Regions from separate parts of the Homo sapiens genome. Here regions 2 and 3 are each linked to region 1. A link is an interaction called in ENCODE POLR2A ChIA-PET data of the cell type or tissue named here. Cell type or tissue: Panc1. All regions are shown on one strand.

Region 1 (8,000 bases):
TAAATTTTTTTAGACAGAGATTCTCACTACTTTGCCTAGGCTGGTCTTGAACTCCTGGGCTCAAGTGATCTGCCTGCCTTTCAGCCACCCAAAGTGCTGGGATTATAGGAGTGAGCCACTGAGCCGGGCCTAACTTTATATTATAAAAAGTACCTGTTACTTTTTGGAGATGGGAGAAACTTTTTTCCCCCCTGTGACAGAAGGTGAAATCAGAGATTTGAGGTATGATAGTTGGAACTTGGTATTATCATAATTAGAATTCATCAATACTTAGAATTCATTTTTTTCTAAGCCATCTCCTTACTCTAACTCATTCCCCATGATTCTAAATTTTTTAGTCATTAGTCAACTAGTTAGAACTCCAATTAGGCATGTATTCTGGGGAATAAAATATGACTTTATCAGCATTTTGGGGAACTCAGGGACAAGAGATTCATCTGGTCAAGTTGGCATCAACAGGCTGAGGACTCATTTCTCATTTTCATGGAGAACCAAGTTTTAGCCAAATCCTTATTTTCTGGGAATTTATATTATGTATGTGTGTCTAAAAAAACACTTTCAAGACTTTTGAAACCCAATGACTGGACTCTTTTTACACATTCTCATTTCATTTTTTTTTTTTTTTTTTTTTGAGACGGAGTCTCACTGTGTCGCCCAGACTGGAGTGTAGTAGCGCAATCTCGGTTCACTGCAACCTCCACCTCCCAGGTTCAAGTGATTCTTCTGCCTCAGCCTCCTGAGTAGCTGGGATTACAGGCATGAGCCACCACGCCCGGCTAATTTTTGTACAGATGGGGTTTCGCCATGTTGGTCAGGCTGGTCTTGAACTCCTGACCTCAGCTGATCCACCCACCTCGGCCTCCCAAAGTGCTGGGATTACAGGCGTGAGCCACCATGCCCGGCCTCAGTTGGTTTTTAGAGAAATCAACTGGACAGCATTCTGAGATTAGGAGAATGTCAGAGACAGTGAGGTAACATGGAAAAGATTGTGGGTTTGGGTTTCACTTCTGTTTATAAGCTTTGTGACCTTGGGCAAGTCATTTAACCTCTCCTATCCTTTGGGAGATGAAGTGGCTAGATGAGAGAATCTAGTTCTTCCTAGCTCTTAGTTCCTGAGATGACCTATGATTAGATCTGTTTATCAAAGTATATGAAAAGGAGATCCTATTTTAAATTCACTGGAACAGGGCCTGGCGTGATAGCTCACTTCTATAATCTCAGGACTTTGGGAGGCTGAGGTGGGTGGGTCATTTGAGCTCGGGAGTTTGAGACCAGCTTGGGCAAGATGGTGAAGCCCTGTCTCTACAAAACAATATTAAAAAATTAGCCGGGTGTGATGGTGCATGCCTGTAGTCCCAGCTACCCGGGATGCTAAGGTGGGAGACTCACCTGAGCCCAGGAGGTCAAGGCTGCAGTGAGCAGTGATTATGCCACGGCACTCCAGCCTGTGAGACAGAGTGTGAGCCTATCTCAAAAAGAAGAAAAAATAAATTAACTGGGCAGTTATTTTTTAAAGAAAATCCAGGCCAGGCCTGGTAGCTTATAGCTGTAATCCTAGCACTTTGGGAGGCCAAGGCAGGACGATTGCTTGAGCCCAGGAATCAGGAAATTTTTTTTTTTTTTTTTTGAAACAGAGTCTCGCTGTCACCCAGGCTGGAGTGCAGTGGCACAATCGAGGCTTACCGTAACCTCTGCCTGCCAGGTTCAAGCAATTCTCCTCCCTCAGCCTGCCAAGTAGCTGGCATCACAGGCGCCCACCACCATGCCCGGCTAATTTTTGTATTTTGTTTTAGTAGAGATGGCGTTTCACCATATTGGCCAGGCTGGTCTCAAACTCCTGACCTCAAGTGATCCTCCTGCCTCGGTCTCCCAAAGTGCTCGGATTACAGATGTGAACCACCACGTCTGGCCGAGCCCAGGAATTTTTTTTTTTAAATTTTATTTTATTATTATTATACTTTAAGTTTTAGGGTACATGTGCACAATGTGCAGGTTAGTTACATATCTATACATGTGCCACGCTAGTGTGCTGCACCCATTAACTCGTCACTTAGCATTAGGTATATCTCCTAAAGCTATGCCTCCCCCCTCCCCCCACCCCACAACAGTCCCCAGAGTGTGATGTTCCCCTTCCTGTGTCCATGTGTTCTCATTGTTCATTTCCCACCTATGAGTGAGAATATGGGGTGTTTGGTTTTTTGTTCTTGCGATAGTTTACTGAGAATGATGATTTCCAATTTCATCCATGTCCCTACAAAGGACATGAACTCATCATTTTTTATGGCTGCATAGTATTCCATGGTGTATATGTGCCACATTTTCTTAATCCAGTCTATCATTGTTGGACATTTGGGTTGGTTCCAAGTCTTTGCTATTGTGAATAGTGCCGCGATAAACATACGTGTGCATGTGTCTTTATAGCAGCATGATTTATAGTCCTTTGGGTATAGAGCCCAGGAATTTGAGACCATCCCAGGCAACAAAGTGAGACCTTATTTCTACTAAATACGTGCATACATACATACATACATACATACATACATACATACGCCAGGCTGCATGGTGGCGTGAGCCTGTAGTCCAAGCTACTCAGGAGGATTGCTTGAGCCCAGGAGGGAAGGCTGCAGTGATCATAGCAGTGAGCTATGATCATGCCACAGCCTGGGCAACAGAATGAGACCCTATGTCTTTAAGAAAGAAGAAAAAATCAATTCATGTATAGTGAGAACCATCATTCCCTAATTTATACTCAGTCAAAAGTTACATGTTGAATATTCTTTTTAAAATTTTATTGACAAATAATAATTGTGTTTTGTTTTTTTTTTTGAGACAGGGTCTCACTTTGTCACCCTGGCTGGAGTGCAGTGGCGTGGTCTTGGCTCACTGCAACCTCCCTCTTCTGGGTTCAAGCGATTCTCCCACCTCAGCCTCTCGAGTAGCTGGGACTACAGTTGCATGCCACCATGCCCAGCTAATTTTTGTATTTTTTGGTAGAGACGGTGTTTCTCCAAGTTGACCAGGCTGGTCTCGAACTCCTGACCTCAAGTGATCTGCCTGCCTCGGCCTCCCAAAGTGCTGGGATTACAGGTGTGAGCCACAATAATTGTATTTTTTTTTTTTAATGTTGAACTGTCTTAATGCAAGGCATATGCTTAATTATTCAGAGTGTGTGCTGTTGTTTTGGCCTAGTGAGGATTAGGGGACAGGACTTTAGTTCTGACTCTGACACCTTGTAGCCTGTTGAATCCTTCTCCTAATCTCCTTTCTCCCCTACCCCCAAACTCATTATCCTGTGCTTTTTTTTTTTTAATTTTTTTGGTCACACTTACCAGATTGCTTGTTTATTATTCTCTAATTTTTTTTTTTTTTTTTTTTTTTTTTTGTAGAGACAGGGTCTCACTTTGTTTCCCAGGCTGGTCTTGAATTCCTGAGCTCAAGCGATCCACCTGCCTTGGCCTCCCAAAGTGCTGGGATTATAGGCTAGAGCCACTGCACCTGCCAGATTGCTTTATAATTGTTTGTTTACACTTCTCTATTCTTCCCAGAGGCTAGAAACCATGTCTTATTCATTTTTACCTTACCTGTTGTGAAACATTGAGGGAAGGAAATCGGTAGGATGTGAGGGAATAGGTAGGGATTGAGTAAAAAATGGCCCAGATTTTGAGTTTGAGTGACCAGGCGAGTGATAGTGTGTTATATATACAAACATCTGAGTTGCCGGTTTGGGGTGAAGAGTTTAATTTTGGACATGTTGGAGTCTATGACAATGTGGGAAGACCATCCCAGTCAACAAATGGCATTGGGAGGACATTCGAGTGGCTGTTCAATAGGCAGTTAGAAGTGGTGAATTATATCCTGGAGCTGTTGAAGGATTTGGGCATCATCTTCATGTGATTCATCAGGTGAATCAGATCTTTGAAAAGGAAAGTAAAAAATGAAGCTAATGAGGAATGCCTCTGTTTAGGAAGCTAGAGGAGAAAGAAGAGTCATCCAAAATGACAGGGGTGATCAGTCACAGAAGTAGGAGGTGGACTGGGGTGGGTGGTGTGGTGCTTCTGTGGAGACAAATAGTAATGTTAAACCTATGGAGAGCTTAGGATAATTCAGTGAGAGAATACAAAGGACTGGATTTGTCAGTTACAGTCCTGTGGCAGAATCAGAGGCTAGATTGAAAACGGGAATGAGGACATAGAAATGGTGAGCGCAGGCTTCTTATTTTGAAGTTGGGAAAAAGGAATAAAGAACAAGGATGGATTCAAAAGAGTACTTATTTATTTTACTTTACTATTACTTCTTAATAGATACCGAGGAGTCTTCATAGGGCTAAGGGAAAGAGACAGAGGAAAGAAAAGCTTGTGTTGGTGTGGGAGAGCTGGGCATAGGTTAGATCTCTGGATGTGTGGAAGAGGTGAGCTGCTTGAGAACAGGAGGGCAGGGCTGCTGTTCTCTCCTTCTCTAATAAGAAGAAGAGGATGAGTGAAAAATTCCACCTCAGAGGGAGGTTGGTGTGGGGATAAAGGGAAAAGGTTCAGAAAGGTGAAAGCTTAAGGGTTTGAGAAATGTGAAGAGAACAAGTGCATCAGCCATCGGGGAGTGTGAGAGGAATTAATGAAACACTGAAAGCATTGCCGATAGTCAGCATGAATTTGGAGTGGACACAGAAGTATGAAATGGAAAATAGCCCCACCCCACCTCCGTGCCCAGTCCCACTTCCCAAAATGTAGCTACTTTCTAAAGTCAGTTTTGTAGTTCCTGTAGTTAATAGTGTAACTTTCAGTAATATGTTGCAGTCAACAGTGTCTCTTGATCCCCTTCTGTGAACCATGAGAAATTTACCCATTTCTTGTACTCTTTTCTTCCTGAGTTTTTTTTTGTAATAATATTACTATTTTTCTGTTATCAAAGTAAATAATGTTTATATTCTCTTTTGTATAACAAAAATTAGTCTTCACTCTGTATGTACAAATTAAGCCTAAACATATTCCACACATACAGTTTTTGCAATATTATTAAGTAAATATTATTTACTTTGGAATCTAGAGGTGCTGTTGAATACTGGGAAAAGCAAACATAGTATTTTATTACCAAACTGCTTCAAAGAGAATGGCCCAATCATCAAGATCTAGTGAATCCTCTTTCAATTTCTTTCCAGCTTTCTATGCTCCTTTTAGGTCTTACTCAACTGCTGTTGTTTCTTATACTTTAAATTGTCATTTTTCTTGTATTTTTTAAAAACTTGGAATAGTTACTGTTTTTAATATGGGATGCATGCGTGTTGAGCTTTAAGTTCTTGCCTTTCAAAAACGTCTTTGTCTCATTTGATTGTCATTTGAATGTAGCCCACTTGAATACTTCGGAAGCTTTTAGGGTTTGCTTTTTGTCTTTGGAGTTCTGAAATTTCATTAGGATGTGTCTAGGCATGTGTCTTTTCTCTTTCATCCCGTTTGGCTCTAGGTAGCTCGCTCTTTTCTTTTTTCTTTTTTTTTTTTTTGACAGAGTCTTGCTCTGTCGCCTAGGCTGGAGTGCAGTGGCACTATCTCTTATGGAATATTACATACAAAAGAATATATATAAAGTGTATGCACAGGCCGGGTGTGGTGTAATACCAGCACTTTTGAGAAACCTAGGCGGGTGGATCACCTGAGGTCAGGAGTTTGAAACCAGCCTGGCCAACATGGTGAAACCCCGTCTCTACTAAAAATACAAAAATTAGCTGAGCGTAGTGGCAGGCGCCTGTAATCCCAGCTACTCAGGAGACAGGCAGGAGAATCGCTTGAGCCTGAGAGGCGGAGGTTGCAGTGAGCCAAGATCATGCCATTGCGCTCCAGCCTGGGCAACAAGAGTGAAATACTCTGTCTCAAAAAAAAAAAAAAAAGTATCCACAGATTAAAGAAGAATAATAGATTGAACACTGGTAGATCCATGATCTAGTTTGAGAACTAAAAGCTTAAAACACCTCTGAAGGCCCCGTGGGCCTCTTCTATTACTTTTCTCTCACCCTTAGATGTAACTGTCATCCTGAATTTTGTTAATTCTCTAGTTTTGCTTTGTAGTTTGTATAATCCTAAATAATATATTATTTAGTTTTACAAGCTTTTCTATGAATTTTCTATGAGTGGAATCATGCTGTATGAATTCTTCTGATTTGTCTTTTCTGCATTATGAGATTCATTCTTGCTGATGCAAGTTACTGTAGTTCTTTATTCCCCCAGCTTCTATGGCATCCCATTACATGAATCCATCTCAATTTATTAATCCATTCACCAGCTGGCAGGTAGTTTAGTTGTTTCTGTGTTTTTTTTTTTTTTTTTTTTTTTTTTTTTGCTATTGCAAATATCATAGCTATGAACATTTTTTTTTTTTTTTTGAGGTGGAGTTTCACTCTATCACCCAGGCTGGAGTGCAGTGGCGTGATCTCGGCTCATTGCATCCTGCACCTCCCAGGTTTAAGCAATTCTCTGCCTCAGCCTCCCGAGTAGCTGGGATTACAGGTGCCCACCACCACACCAGGCTGATTTTTTTTGTATATTTAGTAGAGACGGGGTTTCACCATCTTGGCCAGGCTGATCTTGAACTCCTGACCTCGTGATCCACGTGCCTTGGCCTCCCAAAGTGCTGGGATTACAGGCGTGAGCCACCGTGCCCAGCCAGCTATGAACATTTTTATATAGTTATTAATATTAAAAATATATTTACATCTTCAGTCATAGATTTTCAGATGCCTATATAGCAGTCTCAAATGAGGTAGAACAGAATCTCTGGATAGGACATTATGATTAAAAAAATTCTTTTTTTTTTTTTTTTGTTGAGATGGAGTCTCGCTCTGTCACCCAGGCTGGAGTGCAGTGGTGCGATCTCGGCTCACTGCAAGCTCCGCCTCCCGGATTCACGCCATTCTCCTGCCTCAGCCTACCGAGTAGCTGGGACTACAGGTGCCCGCCACGGCGCCCGGCTAATTTTTTGTATTTTTTAGTAGAGACGGGGTTTCACCGTGGTCTCGATCTCCTGACCTCGTGATCCGCCCGCCTCGGCCTCCCAAAGTGCTGGGATTACAGGCGTGAGCCACCGCGCCCAGCCAGCTATGAACATTTTTATATAGTTATTCATATTAAAAATATATTTACATCTTTAGTCATAGATTTTAAGATGCCTATATAGCAGTCTCAAATGAGGTAGCGCAGAATCTCTGGATAGGACATTATGATTAAAAAATTCTTTTATAGACGTCTTTGTGTTTTCCATAGTTTCTTCAATGCACTTAGTTTTATATTCTAGAATTTAAAAAAATCAACTTACATTAACACTCTTTTCCTTTGGAGAATATAGAAAAAGCTAAGGGTCACATGAGAGATTTGCATTAATAAATGTAGAAAGAATCAGTGTAACTTGCATGTGTTAATTACAATTTTTGGAAGCTTAATGATTTTGTAGAATCATTGACAAGGCCATATGTATCAAATAAGCCTATTTGTAAGTTCTTCCAGTCTTGAATTGTAGTGTTTCTGTGAAGTTTGTAACTTTTTAAGCTTCTTTTATTTATTTATTTTTTATCTAATATCAGTCACTCAAATTTCCTTTGTCAGCATTACATAGGATAAAGGAGACCTATCAAAAACTTTTGGAATCCAAGGACAAAGAACATTCTTTTTTTTTTTTTTTTTTTAAATCCATAGTCACCATCAACTTCTGTTGGGAGAACAGAGAAAGATAGACTAAGAGAAACAGAGATAGAAAATGTTTAATCCTGTATTGTGGCTTACTGTAGCTCTTCATATTCCCTTGAATTTTAGACTAGATTTCCTCCAAAATTCTGTGAACTTGGGGATATATATGATTGCCAGATGTCTGACACCTTTCTAGATTTGGAACTGTCTGGAATCTAATTTCTTCTGCTAACCCATAGTATATGAAAGAAAGTAACACACACACTATTAAGACAAACTAGAAAATATCATAAAGAGGCTGGATGCAGTGGCTCATGCCTGTAATCCCAGCACTTT
Region 2 (8,000 bases), 60 kb after region 1:
TCCTCTCCTCTCCCCTCCTCTCCTCTCCTCTCCTCTCCTCTCCTCTCCTCTCCCCTCCCCTCCCCTCCCCTCCCCTCCCCTCCCCTCCCCCCCCCTCTCCCTTCCCCTCCCCTCCCCTCCCCTCTCCCCTCCCCTCCCGTCCCCTCCCCTCCCCTCCCCTCCCCTCTCCTCCCCTCCCCTCTCCTCCCCTCTCCTCCCCTCCCCTCTCCTCCCCTCCCCTCTCCTTTTCCTCTCTTCTCTTTTCTTATCTTTTCTTTTCTTTCTTTGATGGAGTTTCACTCTTGTCGCCCAGGCTGGAATGCAATGGCGCCATCTGGGTTCACTGCAACCTCCGCCTCCCAGGTTCAAGTGATGCTCCTGCCTCAGCCTCCTGAGTAGCTGGGATTACAGGTGTTTGCCACCATGCTCTGCTAATTTTTTTTGTATTTTTAGTAGAGGTGGGATTTCACCCTGTTGGCTGGGCTGGTCTCGAATTCCTGAGCTCAGGTAATCCACCCGCCTCAGCCTCCCAAAGTGCTGGCATTACAAACATGAGCCACTGTACCCAGCCTCCTTTGTTTCTTTTTAAATGTGAGGTATCAAAGCCCAACCAACCCTTCTCCACTGCCTCAATAATTAAGAGCACAGAAACAGATGTCCTGAGTTTGAATATGAACCATGACATCTTTAGCTATTTTCTCTTTGATATGAATTCCCATACCTATAAGAATAGTGTTTACCTCAAGGGATTTTATGAGAATTATTTTAGGTTTAATTTTATTGATGAGGCCTTTACAAGAAAAGAAACTCTTTTGTATTTGGCTGATGTTTCGGTTCAGTTTAGAATTCAGCAGAATTTTCTTTAATTTTGTAAAGTCAATACGTATTAGTGTTAAGCTTGGTACGTGTATTACCTCATATGATATAGTTTAGGACTTACATAACAGTATACTGCATTTATATAAGTGTGAAGCAGCTTACATGATCAGATTATTAATTGAGAGTTCAACATTAATTGTCAAATAGGAAAAAGTCATCGAAAATATCAAAATATATTTAAAAAGTTTAACCCACCTCTAATATTACATATTAAAAGATATTTATGGTTTTATATATAATAAAATGTGCGTTGCTAGTCTGTCTTGGTATTATATCAGTTTATATGTTTTGCTGTTTTTATTTCACATTACTAGTTTTTAGGTAGCGTTATCTGGCTTATTTTAACAATGTGAAATAACTGTCAGGTTTGAATGACAACTCTTAATGGGCTTGTCCTGCAGATTCCAAGATTCACCTTTTTGCATTTAACTGTAATGTAGTACTATGTGCTTTGACATTTTCTTTTTATTGAAAGAAATATCTACTTTGAATAACATGATATGTTTTAAAAATGATTTTCATACTACTGTTAAGTTAAATTGGCCATATAAATTAAGCTCAAGCTTGCATTTTAAAAGGAATAAACACATTCACAGCCATTGGCTCTAATAATGAGAGCAAAACCATGCTGACTCTGGTGATGCGTGTTTGCAAGCTAGTCGTGCACACAGTCGTACATTCTCTGACCCTTTGTGTGGTGGTGAATCTGTTTAGCTAGGAGAGTAAACTGGTAAGGTTTTTCATTTTTTAAAAATTTATTTATTTATTTATTTGTTTTGAGACAGGGTCTCACTCTGTCACCAGGGCTAGAGAGCAATGGCTCCCGATCACAGCTTAGCTCAACTGCAGCCTCAACTTGCCTCCCACTTCAGCCTCCCTGGGTAGCTGGGACTACAGGCATGCACCACCACACCTGGGCTTTTTTGTAGTTTTTGTAGAGGTGGTGTTTCACCATGTTGCCCAGGCCAGTCTTGAACTCCTAGGCTCAAGCAATCTGTCTGCCTTGGCTTCCCAAAGTGCTAGGATTACAGGCATGAGCCACTGAGCCCAGCCAGTTTTTTATTAACAGAAAGTATCAAGTACGTCAAGATTATATTTAATGTGGCCATTGAGGAGAATACTACATACATGTTCCTCTAGAACAGTTTTCTTACTTTGTGACAGTTGAACGTATTCAGCAACAAGTCTGTGTATTGATTTACATTATAAAATAAGCCATTTATTCATAGAAGTAAAATCTCCCATGGACTCAAGTAAAAATGTATGAGAAAGTAAATAAATAGCCTCTGGCACGTGACCTCCTGGGAATATATTGAAGTGCTCCCACCGTCTCCTCCTCCACTCTCAGTCTTGCCTTATCACCCTCAAGGAGTAGGATTTCTTTGTACCTTTGTGATCTCCAGTAGTTCCTGGAACATATCTTTCTGCTGTATGTAAGGAATTTATAATGTTCAGTAAAGCAGAATAATTTGATCATACTTTGCCAATAGGTGCTCCCATCTTCATGTAGTATTCTAGTCTGAGAAGTCCATGGCTGTAAGACTTTGGTTCATGTAAGAAGAATTCAAGGTCATTTATGAGTGCTTTGTAGTTGAAGTTCCATGTTTCCAAATTTACTTGTAAGTAAACTTAGTATATCGAAAGGAGTCTTTAACAGGGATAGAATTGTTTTAGAAGTATAAAAGTAAGAATTATAAGTAGAAACAAAAAATAAAAAATTGGGAGAGGGTCTTATGACTCAGTTTTGACTGTATGAGTTTGGTTGTCTCTCTTGCATGGTGGTAAAAACAGATTAACAAAAGAACAGGTATGGATGGTTGGAGGCAGGTCGTTAATATCCATAGCCAGTCTGGGCTGTGGAATCTTAGAGCTTTTCTGCTCATCTCTTCCTAATGGCTGTATAAGTGCCAGACCAGTCTGAGCTTCACTTTTGACCTGTCTCCAGGACTGGGAACCTCTCAGAAGGTTGACCTGGTTTGGATGATCCTAAAAGAGACAGTTTTCAAGTGGAATTAAAATAGACAGAATTCATGGCCAGGTGCCGTCACTGACACTTGTAATCCCAGCACTTTGGGAGGCTGAGACAGTGGATTACTTGAGCCCAGGAGTTTGAGACCAGCCTGGGCAACATGGCGAAACCCCACCTCTACCAAAAATTCAAAACTTAGCCAGTCTCATAACCCAGTCTCTAAATAAATAAATAAACAGATGAAAAAAATAGACTGAGAATTCGGTAACTAAGGAGTTGGATAACCCAAGATATTTAGATAAATCTTATTTACGTGTTTTTAAAAATAGCTGTCACTTGTCTTGGTTAGTTATATTTCCTTAAAACTTGGTGGTTATTACTTTTTATGAAAGAATCATTAGTATTTACTTTAAATGTAGTCAGATATTTATATGAGTAAATATTTCCACTAACTTCTTTTAGAAATTTAAATTTTAAAAGAAATAATTTAGTTTTTTTGTTATGTAGGTAGGGAAACTTACCAATTTCCCCAGTCTTTTGTGAATTCTATGGCCTTTTAGGCAAAACAAGAATATATACCCAGAGACACCATTTATACCAAGGCACTCCACTACACAAACTCTTCTGCACCTTGTTTTTCACATAATTATCTTAGAGAACTTTCCATGTCAACATATGTAGATTTACTTCATTCTTTTTAAGGGCTCAATAGCACATGTTGGAATGGGGAAACTATTAATTATTTGACAACATAACTACTTAAATCATTTAAAAAATATTTTAAGAAAAGGCATTTGAAAATCTGGCATCTTATATTGAAATCTTTGGATCTTTGTCAGTATCATAGTACTTCATCTAAATAATTTTCTTAGTTTATCCATTGGGCAAATAACTGGAGTACGCAGACAGCAGCTATCTCACTTTTTTGATTATTCTAAACAGGGAAAAGGTTAAAAATAAGAGTGTTACCTTAATATAGCACCATTAGGTGGTGCTGAGCCCTTCTATGCATGGAGGAGCGTTAATACAAACGAGCATCACTTCTTTGAATCAGAGGATGGGATGCGTGTTGTCTGATGGATCTGGGGGAGTTTGAGAGGAGGAGAACACAGCACATGGGAGTCAGTGAGGGTGGCTCATGCACATTTCCTGTTCAGTCCTTGACTGAGTCACAAGTGATACAGACTGGCAAGTGTGTGATGACTGCCGACTCCTGTTTAGCCGAAACAACAGAGTGCTTTAATAGTATTTTAGAGCTGCTTTTTTTGTAATTACATTTTCAGTCTTTGTGCACATAAAGTATGCATTAAAGTGAATTCTCACAATTAAGGAGAAGGATGAAAACTGAACAGTCAAGTTCTTTTGATAGTTTTACTCATTGGCTGAGCTGTTTTCAGTCTTTCAGATTTCCTTTTCTTTATGCAAACTTAGTGAGATAAAGTGAGCACGCTTGCTGAACTGAACGGGGTCACACTTAATTCCTTCAGGTTGGGTCCAGAGCAGCCATATGACTGACTGATGTAAGTTTCAGAAATAACTCAAGTAATTTCTAAATATGAGTTTGATTTAGTTTCTTTAATGCCGTCAAGTCATTTGCACCTACCCCACTTTTGCATTACTGAGCAAAGGACTTTTTCTCTTTCCTTTAGAGGAAGGAGAGACCAGGAATCCTGATCATTTATAAAAACTGGGTTAGCCACATAATTAAGGTAATAAGGATGATACTGTCTTGGAAACATTGGATTCAACCTTCATCACAAGATGTGGCCTTCTTGAATATATATATTTAAAAAAAGTTAAGTAGTTTTAATTCTAGACTTACACCCTTAGGGAGAATCTTAACACAAGTCCTTTTGTTGGCCTGCCTTCTGTTCCTCCCTCACACTACCCTCCTTTTCCCTCCCTCAACCCCCTGATTCCATCCTCTTCCTCTTAGAGACTTCTGGAACATATTATTTTACCTGGCTTTTCCACTACTTCTCACATTGCTCTAAAATGTATCCTTTTGCAACACCAAATTCCTCGTGACTGCCACTGCGTCATCTCTCTGGTCATCTATAAATGGATGCTTTTACAAAGCAGCCTGCTCTCCTTTCTCTAATGAGAATATAAAACATCTCCTTTCCCTTTTTTATTCTTTCTTTCAGTTGCAGCTTTGATGATAATCCTTTACCAGCATCTTCCAAGATGTCTTCAGATCCCCTTCCCTCCCCTCCCCCCTCCCCCCTCCCCCTCCCCTCCCCTCCCCTCTCCCCTCCCCCTCCCCCTCCCCCTCCCCTCTCCCCTCCCCTCTCCCCCTCCCCTCTCCCCCTCCCCTCTCCCCCTCCCCTCTCCCCCTCCCCTCTCCCCCTCCCCTCTCCCCCTCCCCTCTCCCCCCTCTCCTATCCTTTCCCATTGAGTGGACACATTTTTGTCTTTCTTTTGGGTAGATTCCTAGAAGAAGTATTGGGTCAACACATATAAACATTAAAAAAAAAAAAAACTCTTGGCTGGGCACAGTGGCTCAGGCCTGTAATCCCAGCACTCTGGGAGTCTGAGGTGGGCAGATTGCTTGAGTCCAGGAGTTCAAGACCAGCCTGGGCGACATGGCAAAACTCCATCTCTACCAAAAAAATACAGAAATTAGCAGGGCATGGTGGCCTGCACCTGTAGTCCCAGCTACTCAGGAGGCTGAGGTGGGAGGATTGCCTAAGCTCTGGAGGTGAAGGTTGCAGTGAACCGAGATGGCACCACTTCACTTCAACCTGGGCCACAGAGTGAGACCCTGTCTCAAAAAAAAAAAAAAAAAATTAAAATTTAAAAACTCTTGAACAGGCTGAGCACGGTGGCTCACGCCTGTAATCCCAGCACTTTGGGAGGCCAAGGTGGGTGGATCTCCTGAGGTCAGGAGTATGAGACCAGCTTGACCAACATGGTGAAACCCTGTCTCTACTGAAAATACAAAAAATTAGGTGGGTGTGGTAGTGCATGCCTGTTATCCCAGCTACTTGAAAGGCTGAGGCAGGAGAATCATTTGAACCTGGGAGGCGGAAGTTGAGTGAGCCGAGATTGCGCCATTGCACTCCAGCCTGGGCAACAGCGCAAGACTCAGTCTCAAAAAAACAAAAAACAAAACAAAAAAACAACTCTTGAACACTGCAATTGTTTCCCCTGAAGGGATGGTCTGATTTCATTATTTCTTCATTTTAACCAGCTATTCGTATAATATAACATAGAAAGCTTGACAGGGTGTAATCATAGCCTTTGTCCAGGGAACTTGGAGTCACTGTTATTTATTAGTGTAACAGCTATTATCAACACCATTTCTATAAAAATTACCTGTTTTCTGCGATGGCAATAGGAGATTTTTGAGATTATGATCTTTTGTATTGTTTTGCTCTTTTCCTGATCATGTAATTTATGACAACAGTTCTCTAAGGACATCCGTATTTATATTCACATTCAACTGCTTCCATTTCCTGCAGCTCAACTGAGCAGGGAAAAAAAATTGAAATATTGAGAACCTTTGTTTTTAATTAGTAAGCTACCTCAAATGTCAGAGATGGTGCAACTTTATAGAATCAGAAAGAACTATTTTCATGATGGTAAGTAATTAACTTTTACTCATTCAGAGTAGGAGACAAGTAAATTCAAGAATCATGTATGTTTGAATTATATCTCTGCCCCCTCAGTCTTTATAGATAAAATCAGGACAGTTGATTTAGACATCTTTTGACATCTCAAGTGATATCCAAAACCATCCCTGGCCCCTACCAGCTAGTGTTGGATGAGGACAAAATATTTTCTGTGAATTCACTTTTTAAATTATTTAACTGTGTTGATACTAGAATAAATTGATTCCTGTTCTCCACAGAAATGTCCTTGTTGTAGCGTGCATAAATGTGGGTATCAATAATACTTTGCAAATGAGAAAGACAAATCTACCTGTTATTCATAAACTAGAGGTACTTCAGGTGTTGGGAGTGAAAATCTGTTCACTGGAGGCTGGGTAGGGTGCACCTGGCCTGGGATTACTGCCTGCAAGATCATCTTTCCCCCTGTTGGACAGCTCAGGAAAACATTCACTTATCTACTGAAAGAGGTAGATAAGTTTTTAAATCAGTGGCTTGTTTTTAGAATGGTTTCTGTAAAATCTGGGTGTTGGTACTTATTTTTTTCCCCTTCCAAAAATTACCTTTTAAAGATGAATGAGTGAGTGGGAGAAGTCTGATATTTGCTTTAGTGATAAAGCCTAGAACATGTTTATGTTTCTCAATTCATTGATTTGCATAGCTATTTCCTCTTCCTGGAGGGCTCCCCCTGGAAACCTCTTCCCAAGATATCTGTAGGGCTGACTCCTCCTGGTCTTACCACCATCACCACCATGACCACCATCACCACCACCACCACCACCACCACCACCACCACCACCACCACCACTACCACCACCACCACCAGGTGTAGTTCACATCTCACATTCTCAACTGGGTCTGCTGGATTGCCTGCCTCACCCATTGGAAGCCCTCATCCCTGCTCTCTTTTTCTAACTTTTCCTTAGTGCTTTCTACCTTCTATCATTCCATATAATCTGTTTATCTGTTATGGTATAATTTGTCTTGTTCCTTCAATCTAAGCTCCACAAGGGGACCCTTGTCTGCTTTGGCACATCCCAAGTGCCTAGACCAGTGCCTGACTTTCGTAGCAGGCCCTCAGCATTGGCCAAATGAGGGATTAGTAGTAATGTGTGTTTATGTGTATAGTACAAAGTGCGTGGAACATGATGACCAGGGAAAGTCTTTTCATTTAAAGGGTGTTTGCTATATATATCTATATATTTTTTTGTTTGTTTGTTTGTTTTTTTTTTAGACAGAGTCTTGCTCTGTCACCCAGACTGGAGTGCAGTGGCGCGATCTCGACTCACTGCAAGCTCCGCCTCCCAGGTTCACGCCATTCTCCTGCCTCAGCCTCCTGAGTAGCTGAGACTAGAGACGCCCAGCTAATTTTTTTCTTTTGTATTTTTAGTAGAGATGGGGTTTCACTGTGTTAGCCAGGATGGTCTCGATCTCCTGACCTCGTGATCCGCCCACCTCGGCCTCCCAAAGTACTGGGATTACAGGCGTGAGCCACCGCGCCCGGCAGCTTTTTATATTTTATGTAAAATATTTTACATTTTTTTTTTGTATTTGGTTTTTAT
Region 3 (8,000 bases), 150 kb after region 1:
AGCCTGGCCAACATGGTGGAACCCCATCTCTACTAAAAATACAGAAATTAGCCAGGTGTGATGGCACAAGCCTGTGATCCCAGCTACTCAGGAGGCTGAGGCAGGAGAATCGCTTGAACCCGGGAGGTGGAGTTTGCAGTGAGTCAAGATTGCGCCACTGTATACCAGCCTGACAAAGTGAGATCTTGTCTCAAAAAAATAAAAGAAGAAATCAGCCGGGCCGCAGTGGCTTATGCCTGTAATCCTAGCACTTTGGGAGGCTGAGGCGGGTGGATCACTTGAGGTCAGGAGTTCAAAACCAGCCTGGCCAACATGACGAAACCCTGTCTCTACTAAAAATACAAAAATTAGCCAGGCATGGTGGTGCGCTCCTGTAGTCCCAGCTACTTGGGAGATTGAAACAGAAGAATAGCCTGAACCCAGGAGGTGGAAGTTGTAGTGAGCCGAGATCATGCCACTGCACTCCAGGTTGGGTGACAGAGAGAGGCTCCATCTCATAAAAAAAGAAAAGAAAAAGCATTTCTGAAAGGAATAAAAAACAAATTGATAACATCCCCTAATCTCTAGTTGTTGGGATGTAGTATCCTTCATTTGATCAGGAAATCATATGATTGTTCTTAAATTATTAAGTTGGCAGAATTTGTGTGGTTTCATAATGATGCTTGTAAGATGATATTTTAATGGAAATGTTTTAGACTATATCTTTTGTTGTTTTTGCTGCTGTTTTTGTGTAAGGCTTAAATCTACCCCCTTTAAAAACAGAAAAATAAAAGGATTATACAGATTTGGTATATCCATCCATTGACTTTCATTGTCAGCTTGGACATTTAGTATCCATTTACATTATTTATTTTGTTCATACCTGACTTGCTTTTCTCTCGAATTTTGGAGTGAGGCTAGGGGAAGATAACCATGTTAGCATTTATTTAATTTGCTGGAAACTAATCTAAAATAGGATCATTGCTGACTCTTGAATAAAATGGTTACATTTGTCTGGTAGGATTTATCATTTGTAATGTCTGGTTAATAAAATACTTGATTTGTGCTCAGGAAATGTTTGTATTGTGGAAATTATTTGGAAGAACACATTGTGATTGGATTTTGACAATTGCCAGATATTGGTGGGGCTCCATGAATGTTATCAAACAAAATGCCAGAGCATTACTAAGTGTCAGATATGGGCATGAGTGTGCTCACATTCGCTCCCCTACCTATGTTCATTATCATTTCTCCACAGGATGCTGGAGGTCAGCAGATTGGCTTCTTGCTAGGAAGCTGTGGTATTGCCTTAGCTCTTACCAGTGAAGTTTGTCTAAAAGGACTGCCAAAAACCCAGAATGGAGAAATTGTACAGTTTAAAGGTTAGTAACATTGTACCTGAATTATCAGTTAAAAGTTAAAACTGAGTGCTTTAATTAGCTTTTTAATTTAGTAATAGCTAGGTACTTTACATATATGTTCTATTTAATTCTCATAGTCTTATGAAGTAGGTACCATTATTATCCCCATTTTACAAGTGAGGAAACTGAGAAACAGAGAGGTTAAGTAACTTGCCCAAAGTCACAGCTAATAAATGGCAGAGCAGCAATTTGAACCCAAATCTGTCTGATTCCACAGCCCACACCCTTAACCTTTATGCCGATGGTTGGAAAAAGCTACCACTCTGTACATTAAAGCTAAATGCTACATGTAGAGACAGAGGATAGACCACTAACCTCAGTGGACTTCCACTGCCAAACGGACCTCCCAGTTGTTGAGGTAATGTCAAGGCCTGGAATTAGCATGTGGAACGATTGTACTTTTGAAAGAAGGTATAATTGTCTGGTGATTTGCCACTAAAAACTAATAAAAACTAAGTATTTTATTGATTATAAAATGATCTTAATTTGGTCTCTTGATATTTAAAATGACCAGTTCAGTGTGAATTCATTCCCTGATGGCTTAGGCAATTCAATTTTCACTTTGGGTTTGATTTAGGTTGGCCCCGGCTCAAATGGGTTGTAACAGATTCCAAGTACCTTTCAAAGCCACCGAAAGACTGGCAGCCACACATCTCACCTGCTGGGACAGAACCGGCATACATTGAGGTAAGTCCTAAGATGTAAAATATGCTTTCAGGCTTTTCCTTGGGCTTTGCTTGCCACCTTTCAAAATATAAAACTGAATTTTTGCAACGTTAATGTTAGAAGATCCTCCTGCTTTGTGAGATTTCCATCTTTTGGCTTGTAAAATGCCTTGTAGTGGATCTTCTATCCTAATTATTTTGATCATAAGTATACATTCAAGAGAATGACGGCAAAAAAAAAAGGATTCTTCATGTAAGAAAGTTACAAAAGACTTTAGGGAAGTACAAGCGTTTAGGAAATGATGTACTGGCAGAGAAATTTCTCTGCTGCTTATTTAGAGAGGTTGGGGGTAAGAGAACGGAGAAATGAGGAGGGAAAATAGCTCTGCTTAAAAGAACAGATTAGTAGATGAAAGATAAAGAGCAAGAATAAACAAATGGCTGGAAGGTTTGATATTGAGGTTGGTATAGAAATGCAATTGGCAACATGATCCCATTAATGGATTAAGCAAATCCAAGTGCACAGCAGGCACCAGGCTGAATGCTTTAAGTGCATTTTCTCATGTAGTCCTCACAAGTACCCTGTGAGGTTTGGATTATTACTAAACTTACTTTATAGATGAGGAGACTAAGACTTAAAAGAATTTCCGTAGCTGAGCAAAGGCCACATGACTCAAAAATGGCAGAGCTAGACTCAGAGTTAGGTCTAACTCTAAAAGCTGTGGCCTTCACCACTCTGCATCCTGCCTGAGACATATGCTCACCAATTGTTAAGTTAATGAACAGGCAAATCAATAAAAATTTTTTTCAAGATCTGGGGGAAAATCATCTAGCCTTGAACACTGTGGTGATAAGTAGAGAGAACTTCAAAAAATTTTGGATATAGAAAAGAGAGGCTGGGAGAATGAGTTCATGTCCTTTGCAGGACATAGATGAAGCTGGAAGCCATCATTCTCAGCAAACTAACACAGGAACAGAAAACCAAACACTGCATGTTCTCACTTATAAATGGGAGTTGAACAATAGGAACACATGGACACAGGGAGGGGAATATCACACCGGGGCCTGTTGAGGGCTGGGGGGCAAGGGGAGGGAGATCATTAGGACAAATACCTAATGCATGCGGGGCTTAAAACCTAGATGACGAGTTGATAGGTACAGCAAATCACCATGGCACACATATACCTATGTAACCTACATGCAAGTTCTGCACGTGTCCCAGAACTTAAAAGTAAAATTAAAAAAAAAAAAAAATAGAAAAGAGAGGCTGGGGTGGGACACATTGGTTCACGCCTGTAATCCTGGCACTTTTGGAGGCTGAGGTGGATGCTCCTGAGGTCAGGAGTTCGAGACCAGACTGGCCAACATAGTGAAACCCCGTTTCTACTAAAAATAAAAAAAATTAGCTGGGCATGATGATGCACGTCTGTAGTCCCAGCTGCTTGGGAGGTTGAGGCGGGAGGATCACTTGAACCCAGGATGCAGAGGTTGCAGTGAGCTGAGATCACGCCACTGCACTAGAGAGGCTGGATGCAATGGTTCACATCTGTCTGTAATCCCAGCACTTTGGAAGGCCAAATAGGAGGACTGCAAAGAAAAGGAAGAGAGTGACCAGTAGCTCTGAGAGGTGATGGGGGTATTATTGGATGCCAGGATGATTGTTTTTAAAGGTGAAACAGATCTAAGTATCTTTAAAAGACAGACAGATAGGCCAGGTAAGATGGCTCATGCCTTTAATCCCAGTATTTTGGGAGGCTGAGGGAGCTGGATTGCTTGAACTCAGGAATTCAAGACTAACCTGAGTAACATAGTGAGACCCTGTCTCTACAAAAAATAAAAAATTAGCTGGGCCTGGTGGTATGCACCTATAGTCCCAGCTACTCAAGGAGTCTAAGGTGGGAGGATCACTTGAGCCCAGGAGGTTGAGGCAACAGTGAGCTGTGTTCATGCCACTGCACCCTATCCTGGATGACAGAGCACAATTCTGTCTCAAAAAAGAAAAAAATACAAATAAGCAATTAAAAATACCAAATTTAGTGATCAGCTCTCAATCTATGTCATGTCTCAGTGATGACATGGTTCATCACTCGGTCCTCCTTAAAACTCCAGTCCTGGCTTCTTGGACTCCTCTCTCAGTTCCTCTGCCTCATTGGCCATTCCTTCAGTTGTCTTTATTGGCTCTCCGAAAGGTGGAGGGTCCTCCATTGTGTGGCTCTTGCTTAGCTCTCTGGCCTTATTAGAACTTCTACCCTCTGTCTTTCTAGGTGCCTGTTATTTTGAATTAACTTGCAGTTCTTGCTTGGGATCCTCCTATTACCCACAGGACTCTACTAGTGAGTTTAAAGCATCTCTGGGTAATAGGGAGTTATTAAAGGGTTGTCAGCAGGAGAGTGACAAGAATGAATTTATTATAAGAAGATATATCTGGACTGGTTGGGTTAAGAAAGGAAATAAGGGCTGGGCGCAGTGGCTCACCCCTATTATCCTAACACCTTGGGAGGCTTAGGCAGGCGGATCATTTGAGCTCAGGAGTTCGAGACGAGCCTGGGCAACATGGCGAAATTCTGTCTCTACAAAAAATAACAAAAATTAACCGGGTGTGGTGGCACATGCCTGTAGTCCCAGCTACTTGGGAGGCTGAGCCTGGGAGCTCAAAGCTGCAGTGAGCCATGATCGTGCCACTGCATTCCAGCCTGAGCGAGACTCTGTCTCAAAAAGAAAAAAAAAGGAGACCGGCTTTACAGTTATTCAGGTGAGCCCAAGCTTATGGTAGAGAGCAGAGAGCAAAGTAGATGGAGCTTCAGACAGTAAGGAAATAGAGCAGGCAGGGCTTAGTTACTGATGCTGGAGAGGGAGAAGGCAAGACAGACTCAGGTTTCTTGCTTGAGCAACTGGGATTGATGGCAGCATCCTTCACTAAGATAGAAAATACAACAGGAAGAGTTTCCAGGGGCAGGGACGGGGGTAAAGAAGTCAGTGATGGATATATGAGTTTCACAGGATTACTGGACATTCCAGGGGATTAGTTGACTCTGTCAGTCTGGATCTCTCTGGAGGAGAGGCTGGGTTGAAGATAGAGAACAAGGAGTTACTAGGAATGCAGTAACCTAATGGAATAAAGTGAAAAGAGATAAGGGTGGAGAATATGGAGGAGCAGTGGGAGAGAGACAGACACACAGAGACAGAGACTAGAAGAGAGGAGTATCAAAAAAGCAAAGGAAGGAGAAAACATCAAGAAAGAGAGTAGTCAAATTTTGCAGAAAGGTTCGATAAGGTATGCAAAATGTCCTTTTGATATAACAATCAAAAAATTGGGGCTGGTCCTAAGGTAGTTAATTATCTCAGTTGACTGTTCACAGTCAGGTACAGATCAAACTCCTATTCTACTCTTTCTCCCCTTCTCATTATTGACCTTGGGAACACTTAATTTTTTTTTTTTTTTTTGAGACGGAGTCTCGCTCTGTTGCCCAGGCTGGAGTGCAGTGGTGTGATCTCGGCTCACTGCAAGCTCTGCCTCCCAGGTTCACGCCATTCTCCTGCCTCAGCCTCCTGAGTAACTGGGACTACAGGCGCCCGCCACTACGCCCGGCTAATTTTTTGTATTTTTAGTAGAGACGTCGTTTCACCACATTAGCCAGGGTGGTCTCGATCTCCTGACCTTGTGATCCGCCCACCTTGGCCTCCCAAAGTTCTGGGATTACAGGCGTGAGCCACCGCACCCAGCCAAAATTTTTTTAAAGTTGAACTGGGCACAGTGGCATATGCCTGTAGTTCCAGCTACTCAGGAGGCTGAGCTGGGAGGATTGCTTGAGCCCAGGAGTTCCAATCCAGCCTGGGCAACATGGTGAGACTCCATCTCTTAAAAGAAAGAAAGAAAGGAAAGTTGATAGTCCTGGTAAAAAGCAACTTGAATGGAACATTAAGGGTAAAAGCAAAATTATAGTTGAATGATTTGGAGGAGCAAATAGGCCATTCGTTTCTAGTTCTTCCTTACAAAATTGGGTGCTTCTAACGCACAGAGACCGCGTCTTACATACCTTTCACTCTGCAGTGCTGTGCTTGACTTGTATTTATTTGATATTGTGTTTCTATTCATATAGCTCCAATCACTTGTTTATTTTAGCTTTTGAGCAGCCACTTCACACTGATGACTATTAAACTTTGAAGTCTTTTTCACATATATTTTTGTTGAGCTTTGTCATCCTCCAATCCTATCTTTGTGTGATTTGAGTTTGAGACCCTAGTACATTGCCTTAAATATTCATATTAAACATGTTAAATTCAGCCCATTATGATGGTTTTTCTGGGTTTTGTTTTTGGATTCTAGTTTTGTCATCTGAAATAACCCATTTTATTGTGTTTCTTATGTTTCTGTTTTTGTTTTCTAGTATAAAACAAGCAAAGAAGGGAGTGTAATGGGAGTTACAGTATCCCGGCTTGCAATGTTGTCTCACTGCCAAGCTCTGTCGCAGGCCTGCAATTATTCTGAAGGTCAGACCTCATCCCATGACTGCCCTCATTGTTACCTTCAGAGATGTGTGACTGTGAGCACAATGCTCAGTGATTGGACCTCATTTAATGACCGAATTCAGAGTGAAATGTCCCAAGACACATTCTTGGCTTGCTTTTGTTTTCTTCTTCTCAAAAATATGCTGTAGTTTAAAGGAACCAAAATTCTGGGCAAACCAAAATGTAAAGCATAATTTCTAGAGTACAGCAGTAGAAAACCCTAATTAAAATCCTGTTTTTGTTAGCTGTGGAATGGCAGGTATCTCCATCTTCCCCTGCCTGTATAGTGGGCTACCAGCTATACATTTGGAGTCAAAGAAATTCAGCTACCAAAAAGCATAAATTAAAACACAAAAATGTATTCGATATTTTTGAACTTTAGATAGGTTGATACATAATTGCATAAACCACTATTTGCCTCAGAATGTTCTTTGCAATATTAATTTTTTTAGTGTTTTCCCTTTATAAAATGAAACAAGTTAATAAATGGTCATGATAAAATTTTTAACCAGACAACAATGTTCTATCATGAAATTATATATATATACGCACACATAATGGAAGCAATCAAAATGCCCTTAAATAAGGATTGATTAAGTTATAATACATTCAGACCAGGCGCTGTGGCTCACGCCTGTAATCCCAACACTTTGGGAGGCCGAGGCAGATGGATCACCTGAGGTCAAGGGTTCGAGACCAGCCTGGCCAACACGGTGAAACCCCATCTCTACTAAAAATAACAAAAAATGACCAGGTGTGGTGGCTTGTGCTTGTACTCCCAGCTACTTGGGAGGCTGAGGCGGGAGAATCACTTGCACCCTGGAGGCAGAGGTTGCAGTGAGCCGAGATCATGCCACTGCACTCTAGCCTGGGTGACAGAGCAAGACTCTGTCTCAAAAAAATATATATATATATAATACATTCATATAATGGCTGGGACATTAAAATTTTTATTTTTGAATATTAAAGATATGAAGAAATTGTTTCAATGTATCATTAAGCAGGAACAAGTTAGATACCAAGCTTTGTATACCAGTTTGTCACATTAGATATCTATCTAGATGTAAATATGCCTAGAAGTATATGTGTGTGTATAGATAGAATGTTTAGAGATATATACATATACACACCAACTTTTTTTTTTTAGGAAGTATCTTTTAGGAAATTTATATTTGTCAAACTTCCCAAGTTTCTAAAATAAGCATGTATTCTCCGCATATTTAGGAAAAAAATACCTCTTGGAAGAAATGCCTAAGTCACAAGAAGTTTCTAACTCCTTGGCTCTGTTGTAACCACATTACCCTATGAGCAGTCCTCTACCCGTTTTGAGGAGACCCTCAAAAACCCGTGAGAACTTTTAGTCATTTCTCTAAAAACATCAAATCAGGCTGGGCGCTGTGGCTTATGTCTGTAATCCCAGCACATT

The links. Peaks named below come from ENCODE experiments on the same cell type or tissue, not always from the same donor. Only the 100,000 strongest peaks of a DNase experiment are listed, where the experiment ranks them.
Region 2: POLR2A ChIA-PET joins it to region 1 with 5 read pairs; 8 of 35 experiments call an interaction of 5 or more read pairs at or near these places.
Region 3: POLR2A ChIA-PET joins it to region 1 with 6 read pairs; 5 of 35 experiments call an interaction of 5 or more read pairs at or near these places.

The regions. Positions count from the first base shown.
Region 1 is chr12:50,533,760-50,541,759 of GRCh38, forward strand. All of the region lies in intron 1 of DIP2B (disco interacting protein 2 homolog B), which reads left to right. Among named protein-coding and RNA genes, the nearest start is that of DIP2B, 33 kb to the left of the region's middle. In Panc1, no CTCF peak of the experiment used is centred here; a DNase peak (open chromatin) is centred at 3,922; H3K4me3 peaks cover 964 bases; H3K27ac peaks cover 1,082 bases.
Region 2 is chr12:50,593,694-50,601,693 of GRCh38, forward strand. The region is part of intron 1 of DIP2B (disco interacting protein 2 homolog B); the gene reads left to right. Among named protein-coding and RNA genes, the nearest start is that of DIP2B, 93 kb to the left of the region's middle. In Panc1, a CTCF peak has its summit at 3,876; DNase peaks (open chromatin) are centred at 4,058 and 4,658; H3K4me3 peaks cover 1,062 bases; H3K27ac peaks cover 3,230 bases.
Region 3 is chr12:50,684,596-50,692,595 of GRCh38, forward strand. DIP2B (disco interacting protein 2 homolog B) reads left to right here. Exons shown (of 38, transcript NM_173602.3): 11 at 1,238-1,361; 12 at 1,978-2,087; 13 at 6,454-6,556. Among named protein-coding and RNA genes, the nearest start is that of ATF1, 76 kb to the right of the region's middle. In Panc1, no CTCF peak of the experiment used is centred here; no DNase peak of the experiment used is centred here.